Linked DNA regions of Homo sapiens: region 2 is linked to region 1. Evidence: chromatin loops called from intact Hi-C (ENCODE). Cell type or tissue: heart right ventricle. All regions are shown on one strand. Links, peaks and the distances in the headings refer to the core of each region. The heading gives the core; the rest is flanking DNA. Region 1 has its middle 20 kb from the start of CSRNP3. Region 2 overlaps SCN2A (sodium voltage-gated channel alpha subunit 2).

Region 1 (5,388 bases), core at 128-5,127:
AATAGCATGCCTGCGAAAGAGACTATTTCTGATAAAGATACTACAAAAGATCAATACAGCATTCCTTAAACACAATATCCACTCTGGGAAAATATTAAAAAGATGTATGCGTGTTCTAGTGAGAAGGGATAGAGGAAGTTTTCTTACTTTATTCCTTCAGTTTCTGAGTAGTTGCAACTAAAGCTATGAGGCTGAACTGGGCCAGATAATAAAAAAAGCTTTGTCAAAGAAAAGCAACCACTTTCCTATCGTTACTCAAGCAATCGTACAGTGTGGAGGGTGAGCTGTCAGAGTGATCACCTCATTATTTTCTTTCAAAACCCAAACAACGGATTCCACAAACGCATGGCAAATATCAATAGAAATGGAAATGATATATTTATAACCCAATAGGACCTATTTCATGATGGTCTTAATGATTTCATTAGGTTGCCAAGTAGGAAAGAATTAAAAGACAGAGGGAAAAAATGTCAGAGAAAGAGAAAAATCATAAGGATGTATAGTGCTTATAGCAAACAGATCAAAAGCATATTGATAAAAGCCACATAGAAATAACAGCAGCAGTATTGTTTACTCATTGCTGTGCAGTTAGATAAAATATGTTTAAGCATTTTCCAGAGTTAATCGTGTATTATTTACTCATTCACTCAACTGATGGGAGTGATCATGAATTATATTTCTGAAAAAGGGAAAGATGCATTTATAGAATAAGAAATAAACTCCTGGTGCATTTATGAACAAGAACTTTAAAGGCATGAGCTCATTTAATTCCAATGACACTTCAAGATAGGTATTACGACCTCACATTTACAGGTGGGAAAATGAGATCAGAGAAATTCGGTAATTTGTGTGAATTAACCCCATTAGGAATTTAACACAGAAACATCTGGCTCTTAAAAATATTTCACTAATCCCTTTGAAAAACCATGTAGAATGAGTCTTTTCCCAGTAAAAGACATACACACAAAACCTGTCCATAGATTTCCCCCACTGACCAATCCCACCTACAGTCAGATAAGATCCAGGGTCATATCTTGCTTCCTCAGAGTGAATGCTCACTCACCCCAAGCAAGCATTTTTCTTCCCTAGAATTAAAATCTTAGTAGTAAACAAGAGATTTTTTAAATTAAGTACGTGGATATAGACAGCTTACTATCAGATTGTTTTTAAGATCTGCATGATAACTTCAAAGGAAAATGCTAAAATGGTTGAAGTAAGACTTGATGATGCCATACACATCAATATAAAACACATGAGTAAAGTGCATTAAGGCTCACATCTTTTTTCAACACAGTAGAATCTCAAGCTTCTAGGATCAATAATTGTATGAAACTGGTGAACAAATACTAGAACACTATTGTGCCATGTAAATGGCATTGTATATTCACAGTAAAAACCTATTTATTGACATTGAAAGAGTACATATAAGTTAACGTTTGTGTGTGTGTGTGTGTGTGTGTGTGTGTGTGTGTAGAGAAAGTTCTAGAAGAATATATTGAAATGTTGAAATTTTTATTTATGGAGATAAGGTAATTTTTAAAAATTTCCTTATGCCTATTTGCATTTTCAAAGTTTTATATAATAAGTATGCATTATATAAAATTACTTAATAATTTAGCATAATACATCATTGCTCAAATGTCAAAACTTCATGAACATTGAAATCCTTTTCTTAAAGCCAAAAGTTAGCTTTATGACTTGGAATCATTTTCTGCACACAGATATTCCACCAATTTAAGCTCAGAGAGAAGTAAGAGTCTTTGGCAGGAAACAGCACCTTCCTGCTAGTGTTCTGTCAGAAAAACATTAATCTTGACTTCAGTGCGGGGTGACATCTAGTGAAGTGTTTCTGCAAATGATTGCTGGTTATTACCATCATTGTTCTTTCTCTTGCCTCTTTTCTTTCAGTATACAGTCCTTAACATGCCTGTTCCTTTACAAAGCATGCATGTTTCCCCAACCTAAAGAAGGCAGTATTTGAGCTGTGCATATGCATATGAGAGTCCTTATTTTGTGCACCTTGGCAAGAGAGAGCTTTTCTGTGTGCCATGTAAATAACACACACTTTTTTCTCTGGAAAACAATGGTAGAGCCTCAGATTTTGGATTATGATTCACCTAGCTTTTCATCTGTTAGTAAATAATAAGGTAACATCATAGTTGCTAAGGCTTAAGAGAGTTAGGAAGTCAGTATCTATAGTCAGCCAACAGGTTAAAGACCAACACTATCCCCACTAATACGCTTCAGTTTTGAGGAATAGTCAACTATTCCTGAGAGGGGCAAATAGGGGCCCTTAATCTTTTGGTTTCAGGCAGATAGACTAATAATCAATACTGAAATTACAGATCAAGACTGGATGAGTAAGACCAGTAACTTAGCTATGAAATGGAACCTGTTGTCTACAGTCAGGATTGCTCCTAAAGAATAGGGCAGGTAGAAGTCAAGTTGCCTCGGAAATGGGGAAAACATACCATAGGCAGAGCTTGACAATATGTGGAAATAGATAGTCCTTTGGAATTATCTTACAGAATTTAGTGTAGTCCCTCTCCATGTTAATGTTTAAATTATCAGAGTTTCATTTAACAGCATACCCATAGTTGTGAATTATTGATGTAAGTTTGGGGATCATGACTCTTCTGGATTTTAAAAGAAATTTTGACATCACAAACACTCTTGGCCAGCCATAACAGAGATTTAAGCACTGGATATTCTGTAGTATCATTCTTGTACTAAAAAAATGTAAGATCCATGAAGCTCTATCAACCTCAGAGAGTGGGATGGGCAAGGGGAAGTGGTGGGACAGAGAAGGATGGGAGTCACATGACAAAGCTTGCTAGTTGTCCTAAAGAAGCAGTTATTATATGTTACAATATTTGCCCTAAAGCATAAGGTTGTCTGTAGGTTCCATAGTCATAAAATTCAGATGGTAGTCAATAAATACCAAAGGAGTAAAAGAAACAGGTTGAACATACAAAAATAAGATATTAAAGTAGCATACTAAAAAATCCACAGAATTAATAAAATTGCCTTAAGAAAAAGTTAAGATATCATTACATATCCATTAAATGAGCAAAAGCTATAAGAATCCATTGGTGACAGGTTACGGTAAAAAGGTAGGCATATATTTTAAATGCCATTGTAAATTGATTCAAATTTTCTGCAAAGCTATTTGTAACAAAAAGCTATATAATGTTTTTTTTTCCTTTGACCTAGTAATTTCACTTTGGGGAATGTATTCCCAGAAGATAATCTTAAAGCAAACAAGTAATTTGTTCCAAGCTGTTCGTACAAAGCTGTTTAAAAAAGGAAAATTTGAAAAGAATTCAAATGTCCAATAATAAGCGATTGTCCAGTGAAACTCATGTTTGATACCATGGGATACTAGCTGGTTTATTAAGTCATATGCACTTTGTCCATACAGATGCATATTCACAGTAAATTATTAAGTGAAATAAGAACAAGATCCATATGGGAAACCTGATTAGAGTAATAAATACACATGCATGTGCATGACGAGACTAGGAAGTAAAGGGAGGGAGGGAATACAGATTTATTAATATCTTGAGGACCTCTGTGTTCCAAGGTCTTTACATAATTCATCTCTTTTAATCTCTGAGCAACTTTGTGAGACAGATTTTATTTATCCTGTTTCTACTCAAGAAATCAAGTGGTTTGACTATGGTCATGCAGCTGGGAAAGTGATGGAGTTGGAATGAGAACTGTGTCTGGGATTCAGAAGTTCGTGGCTTCCCAGTTCGTTATGTTGAACACATTTTCTGAAGTTCTTTTTAAAAAACACTAGTCTCATCTCATGATCATTCAAAATGGATTGATTGGTTGAATACATTTGAAAAGTGTGTTAAAATATATCCTCCTAATGTTAATTAGCACAAACTTTTGCAATCTTAGAGTAAATAAGCCAGTTTACATTTGTTTAAGACAGCATTTCCCACACCAGTAAATCCTGTGTGCATGTGTGTGTTAACTGTTTGTTATGTGTGTGTGGCATACTGTTTGTTCCCAGTTCTGCAGAACAGTTTGGGAAACACTGATTTAAAGTGTTGTCCTCATTAGATGTATTCTTTTAAGTTTAAATATTAAAGCATCTACATTTATAAAAGTTAATTATCCCTACTGTGTATGTAAACCTCTATCTGAAGGTGCTCAGGGGATTAAATGCAAATTATGGAATTGCTCAGAACTCAAATGTAAATAAATCTATGTATCCATATTTTCTCTTAACTTTAGAGTGATAAGTGGCAACTCTAAATATTAAGACAGAAAATTACCATGGAATCCCTGGAGTTAGTCTCCCTTGGAGGAGCAAGTACATGGCAAGTTGTCCTGTAGATAAGGATAATAAAAATTTTGATGCTTTCAGGGTCAAAAAATTAGCTATCAAAGTAGACAATGAGGAAAAAGTAGAGGATGAGGATTCTGAGTCCATGAGGTGGCACTTTCTGAAAACAATACTAACCCAACACCTTGAGGGGTGATTGTGTTGGTAAACATAAAGAAATAAACTCTAAGAACTATAACCCTCTGGTTAGACGACTGCTGTTTATCCCAAAAGCATCACTTCAAGGCTTGTGGCAGTGACCATACTAGAGGATCCATCCTTTCCCTCTGTTGCTGACCTTTGGGTTCAAGCATTGCATTTACAGAAAGCCAATTCTGAAGCCATCACAAGGCATCACAAATAGAGGGCTCAGATGTGTGGTTTACCCCATAATCTGTATCAGCCTCTCATGCCTCCATAATTTCTTGTATTGCAAAAAAAGCTTTGTCTAGGGAGTGTTTTTTGCTATGCAATTATAACATTAAGACAGTTTTTGAAGGACTATTCCCATTCCCACCATGTACAAATTCTGGTGTTGTCTCTGGAATGATCTTATACTAGGCTCTACTCTGACCATCTTTTTCAGCATGTCCAGCAAGTGGTTCCTGGTTCCATCAATGCTCCTATCTCCTCTACTTCTTACATCTGAGCTTTGAGAAAATTGAAGAATCTTTAGTTTTAGAGACCCAGGCCACTTTACCTAGCAGCCCTGCCACAGAACAAGGAAAATTGACACCTGGATGGTGGTTATGAACTAAACCATCTTTGGCACTTAGAATGCAATTAGCTAAGGCTTTATAGATTCTCTCTTCAGTTGTCAGCATGGCAATATGGGACTGAGATGGATTGGTTGTTCTTCATGAGATCTTGATTCTGGATATCCTGGAATGCATTACAGGGCCTGGTGTGGGGATTTAGAGGAGGACTTAGTCCACTTCTGGACCTATTACTATTTCCACCATATTTTCATCATGTGTTATTACCACTATGTGGAGATAAACTGGCTAAGATGTCTGTGTGCCCACCTCCCAGAGTAATTCAGTAGAAAT
Region 2 (5,388 bases), core at 168-5,167, 130 kb after region 1:
ATTTTCAAATAGATTCCAAAACTGCTAATGACATTACTCGATTGAATTTATGTGTAAAGTACAGGAAATGATGTGCTTTCAAGGGTGTCATTTGCCCATAGCTATTTATTTTCTATTGTCATTTCACCTCTGCATTCTCCAAAAGCCTACTTCATTTGTTTGCACCTTCAGCTCAACTTTGCAATAGTACAGTGCCCTGCCTCAAAGCACTTAAGATTGTAAGATTAAAGAATGAAGTTGAGGAAGCAGGAAATAAAGGGACCACACAAAGCTTTGCTTCAAGCTGGCCCCAACTTTGCCTTCAGCGATTTGTCCCATCATCTCTGATAGGACAGGAGATTTATGATAATTATTGATAAATGCTAAATAATTTCTGACAGACTGACAGTCTGTCTGTATTCCTGCATGGTAATTGTAGATTTGCTTTTGTTTACCCAATTAACATTTATCAAGATCAGTGATAAACATACTTTATTATGTATAAGAATTATGTGGGATGCTTGTTAAGGAAGAAGATTCCCAGACCTTGTTCTCCTCAGTGGTTTGGTCTGAAAAGGTCTGGGTAGGCACAGGAATCTCTAGTTTTAAGAAGCCTCCCATGAGATTCTGATGTAAGTAGTATGAAAGTGAAGTATATTTTGAGAAACATTGGTTAAAATGAAAGTGTTTATGTGTTTATTTCCTTAACCATCTCTTCTTTTTGATTTAAAGAAATTAAAAATAACTCAGTGGGAGGCAATATTTCACTGTTGATAGAATGTAGGTTCAGTAACCAGCATACCTGGGGTCAAATCTTAGCTCCACCACGCACAAGCCTCAGTTTCCTCCTCTGTAAAATTGGGATAATGTTACTAACTATCAAAAAGGGTTGTTATGATGCTTAAATGATTCTTAACACATGTACAGTGTTCTGGACAGTGTCTGGTACATGGTTATCTATGATCATTTTTTAAGAAGAGCTGATGTCCTCTCTTCATTCTTCCTGGTTCCTCCACTATAAAGTTCTACTTTTCTCATGGTTCAACCTGACTGCAGGATACCTGGACACTTCTCTGGTAGAAGGAGGTGGGGAGAGGCCATGCAAAAAATGTGAAGAAGATAATGGCTATTTTATAATCCAAGATAAGAAGCTCCTCCATTAGGTAACTGAAAACGAACTCCGTATCATTTTAATGTGGCTCAAAGAGCTTGTTCAATGATAATAAATGGAGCTATGTGAAAAAAAAATCATAAGAAGACATTTTGAATGCTATAAAATACAATCAAGTGACATTGCCAAAATATGTCTTGATAGCTAATGGAATTTTATTTAATACCAACATTAAAAGCTTCTTATGGTTTATGAAGTAAATTTCAATAATATAGCCCTGTAAGTGTCTAGTATGTAGCTGAAATCCTTTTCCATGTGATTGGTTTTGGGCCACTTTGTTTACAATAAGAGTTTATGACAGTAATATAAAAATTGGAATCTGCTCTAAAAATGACAGCCCATGATTCCAAACCAGGTACTTTTTGAATGGCTCTTCATGTATAAATTTACAATGGTTGAGATCATTAGAGTGGATGCTAAAAAGGTTACAACACTCTGACCTGCAAAGAGAGGCAATGTTGTACTATGGGATTTAAATCTATTTAGTAATAGTATCTACTGCAAGTGGAAGTATTCAAATCTCCTTTTAAATGAACAACAATCACAAAATCCTTAAGTATTTATTTAATTAGTGAGCATTAATTTCCTTGGATTTAATTTAACTATATTAATCAAACATTATGCTTGATAAATTGTTGCTTTGCTTTTTGGCGAGTTTCATACCATAGTAATAATGATGAAAGATTACTTCTAATTATATTCTCTGACAGCCAACCTAGGTTTTTAATTACTTTGTAGAAAAGTCTGAATAGAACAGTTTCACAAGACAGTTAACAGCTTGATTGAACAAACTCCCAGCCTTTGGGCAACAAACTCAACAAATTCTTAGATGTGGAAATGGAAAAACACTCCTGCCTGCACCAGTCACAACTCTCTTCACATCAGCTGCAATTTTAATTGGCCTCACCTCTGGTAGGAGCTGCCCAGCAGATGTGAGGGTAGAAGGGCCCCCGACCAGGGAGACCACACCATTGCAGTCCACAGCGCTATGCATCTTCCCATTCATGGGCAGGATGGGGAGCACCCTGGAGGCACGGCTGGCCTGGCTGACATTGCTGTGGCGCCGTTCTCCATGTCTGTGCGGCACGAACAGAGAGTCTCTTCGGCTGTCATTGTCCTCAAAGGTGCTGTGCTCATCATCAGCAAAGTCATTCTCAGAGCCAATGTCCTTTGCTCGACCTCTGAAGCTGAAAAGGCTCGCCCTACTGTTGCGTCTTGGAGAGAAAAGGGAGCCACGGATGCTCAGTAAGGACTATGAATAACAAGAGAAGAAACAAAAATGAGATGAAGAGAGTTAAGAGCTGGCATTCTGAAAAACAGAATTTGATTCATTGTGTCATAGTCATTGACTTACTCAAGGATAAGTCATTGGACATGTGGAAGAAAGCACCCCTCTGATGACTGCTGGTGGCATTTTGGCACTTTCTACAAGGTTCACCTTTTCTATTTCACTCTCGCTTTTTCTCCTTCCTCCATTTTCCATCTTCTGCTCTCTTTTCTCCTACTTTACCCACACCTCAACATAGTCAGAAGTGTCCCCATAATGTTTTGTCCTGTTACGGGCATCTAGAACTGATACTGTTGATAGACCCTTCTTTAGAAGTTAATTTCAGTTAACAACCCAATGGAAAACAATTAAACACAAATCTACCTTTAGATCCTCTGAGGTCAAAAATGTAGCCAGTAAGAGCTCGCTAGTGACCACACCCTGATGCAAATCTTACCATGGAGGAAATATAATTAATCTTGCTAGTAGGGATGTTTAATTATAGTACACGGGGCAGCTTCTCCACTTCCCTTTGCATATTTTATGATGGTCTTCATGAATAAATTAAATCAAGCTGAAATAACTGTATGATTTATTCCCCAATTTTCACCCCTTTGTCTCTGTCTCAAGAAATCTGAGGGCAATATTTACAAAAACTTAATTTTCACTAAGAGGCTGATCACAACCATTTAATTTTTTGTTTTTTTAAATCAGTACCCTGTTCAGCCTTGAGAAATAATCCTCAACTCTCAGACCAGGTTATCTGGGAGACACTAATTTCAACTCCTGGATGCAGCAGGACTTGAGGCTCGGGTCTCCCAGTGTTCCAGGCACTGTCCTAGGCCTAGCCAATCAGTGTATTCGATACGTAATTTAAAGATGGTCATGAAATCCTGCTTGGTCAATTGAAAGATATCCCTGTCTTTTACAACTGTTGAGGAAATGGTGCTTTTTCACTTGAGGCTGCTAAAAATATTGGCTTTAAGTTTGGAGCTGCAGTGACATCTTGCCACCATGTGGGAGGAACCTAGATTCAGATATGGAGAAAGACATGGTCATGGTAACATGTCTTGAGCTTCTGGATCCATCCATGCCTAAAGCTACTCACAGACATAATTTATATCATCTAATACATTCTCTTTTTTACTTCAGCCAGCTTGCATTGGATTTATGTAATTATTATTGGAAAGAATACTAACTTCATCATTTAAGTATTATTGGTTTGATCTTTTCCTCTCCAAAGGTTCAAAACTAACTAAAACCATTATTTTATACCTACTAATATCTAGGTTTTTATATGCCTGACTAATATGGTTTGGCTGTGTCCCCACCCAGATCTCATCTTGAGTTGTATCTCCCATAATTTCCATTGTTGGGGGAGGGACATGGTGGGAAATAGTTGAATCATAGTGGCAGTTTTCTCCATACTGTTCTCATGGTAGTGAATAAGTCTCATGAGATCTAATGATTTTATGGGGAGAAATCCCTTTCACTTGGCTCTCACTCTCTCTTTGCCTGACACCATCCATGTAAGATGTGACTTGCTCCTCTTTGCCTTCTGCCATGATTGTGAGGCTTCCCCAGCCACATGGAACTGTAAGTCCAATTAAATGTCTTTCTTTGGTAAATTGCCCAGTCTCAGGTATGTCTTTATCAGCAGCATGAAAACAGATTAATACAGTAAATTGATACCAGGAGTGGGACGCTGCTGAAAAGATACCCAAAAATGTGGAAGCAGCTTTGGAACTGGATAACAGGCAGAGGATGGAACAGTTTGGAGGGCTCGGAAGAACACAGGAAAATGTGAGAAAGTTTGGAACTTTCTAGAGACTTATTGAATGGCTTTGACCAAAAGCCTGATGGCAATATGGACAATAAGGTCCAGGCTAAAGTGGTCTCTCATGGAGATGAGGAACTTGTTGGGAAATGGAGCAAAGGTGACTCTTGTTATATTTTAGCAAAGAGACTGGTGGCATTTTGGCCCTGTCCTAGAGATTTGTGGAACTTTGAACTTGGGAGAGATGATTTAGAGTATCTGGCAGAAGAAATTTCTAAGCAGCAAAGCATTCAAGTGGTGACTTAGGTACTGCTAAAGGTATTCAGTTTCATAAGGGAAGCAGAACATAAAAGTTTGGAAAATTTGCAGCCTGACAATGTGACAGAAAAGAAAATCCCATTTCCTGAAGAGAAATTCAAGCAGGCTGTAGAAATTTGCATAAGTAATGAGGAGCTGAATGTTAATCCCCAAGACAATGGAGAAAATGTCTCCAGGGCATGTCAGAGATCTTTGCAGCAGCCCCTCCCGTCACAGGCTCGGAGGCCTAGGAGGAAAAAGTGGTTTCATGTGCCGGGTCCAGAGTCCCACGCTGTGTGCAGCCTAGGAACTTGGTGCCCTGTATCTCTGCGGCTCCAGCCATGGCTGAAAGGGGCAAATGTAGAGCTAGGCCCATGGCTTCAGAGGGTGCAAGCCTCAAGCCTTGGCAGCTTCCACATGGTGTTGAGCCTGTCAGTGCACAGAAGTCAATAACTGGGATTTGGGAACATCTGCCTAGATTTCAGAGGATGTATAGAAACACCTGGATGTACAGGCAGAAGTTTGCTGCAGGGGCAGGGCTCTCATGGAGAACCTCTGCCAAGGCAGTGAGGAAGGGAAATGTGGGGTCAGAGCCCCAACACAGGGTCCCTACTGGGGCACTGCCTGCTGGAGCTGTGAGAAGAGAGCCACTGTCCTCCAGACCCAAGAATAATAGATCCACCAACATCTTGAACCGTGTACCTGGAAAAGCCACAGACATTCAATGCCAGCCCATGGAAGTAGTCAGGAGGGAAGCTGTACCCTGCAAAGTGACAGGGGTGGAGCTGCTGAAGACCAAGGGAACCCACCTCTTGCATCAGCGTAACCTGGATGTGAGACATGGAGTCAAAGGAGATCATTTTTGAGCTTTAAGATTTGACTGCCCTGCTGGATTTT

Evidence for each region. A loop is a pair of places that touch in the nucleus more often than their neighbours do. Peaks named below come from ENCODE experiments on the same cell type or tissue, not always from the same donor. Only the 100,000 strongest peaks of a DNase experiment are listed, where the experiment ranks them.
Region 2: it touches region 1 in a loop (15-fold over the local background); 1 of 110 quality-filtered maps calls a loop at or near these places.

What each region holds. Positions count from the first base shown.
Region 1 is chr2:165,446,783-165,452,170 of GRCh38, reverse strand. No RefSeq gene overlaps it. Among named protein-coding and RNA genes, the nearest start is that of CSRNP3, 20 kb to the left of the region's middle. In heart right ventricle, for the core only: no CTCF peak of the experiment used is centred there; no DNase peak of the experiment used is centred there; H3K27ac peaks cover 273 bases.
Region 2 is chr2:165,320,170-165,325,557 of GRCh38, reverse strand. It overlaps SCN2A (sodium voltage-gated channel alpha subunit 2), which reads right to left. Exons shown (of 27, transcript NM_001040142.2): 12 at 2,058-2,402. Among named protein-coding and RNA genes, the nearest start is that of SCN2A, 83 kb to the right of the region's middle. In heart right ventricle, for the core only: no CTCF peak of the experiment used is centred there; no DNase peak of the experiment used is centred there.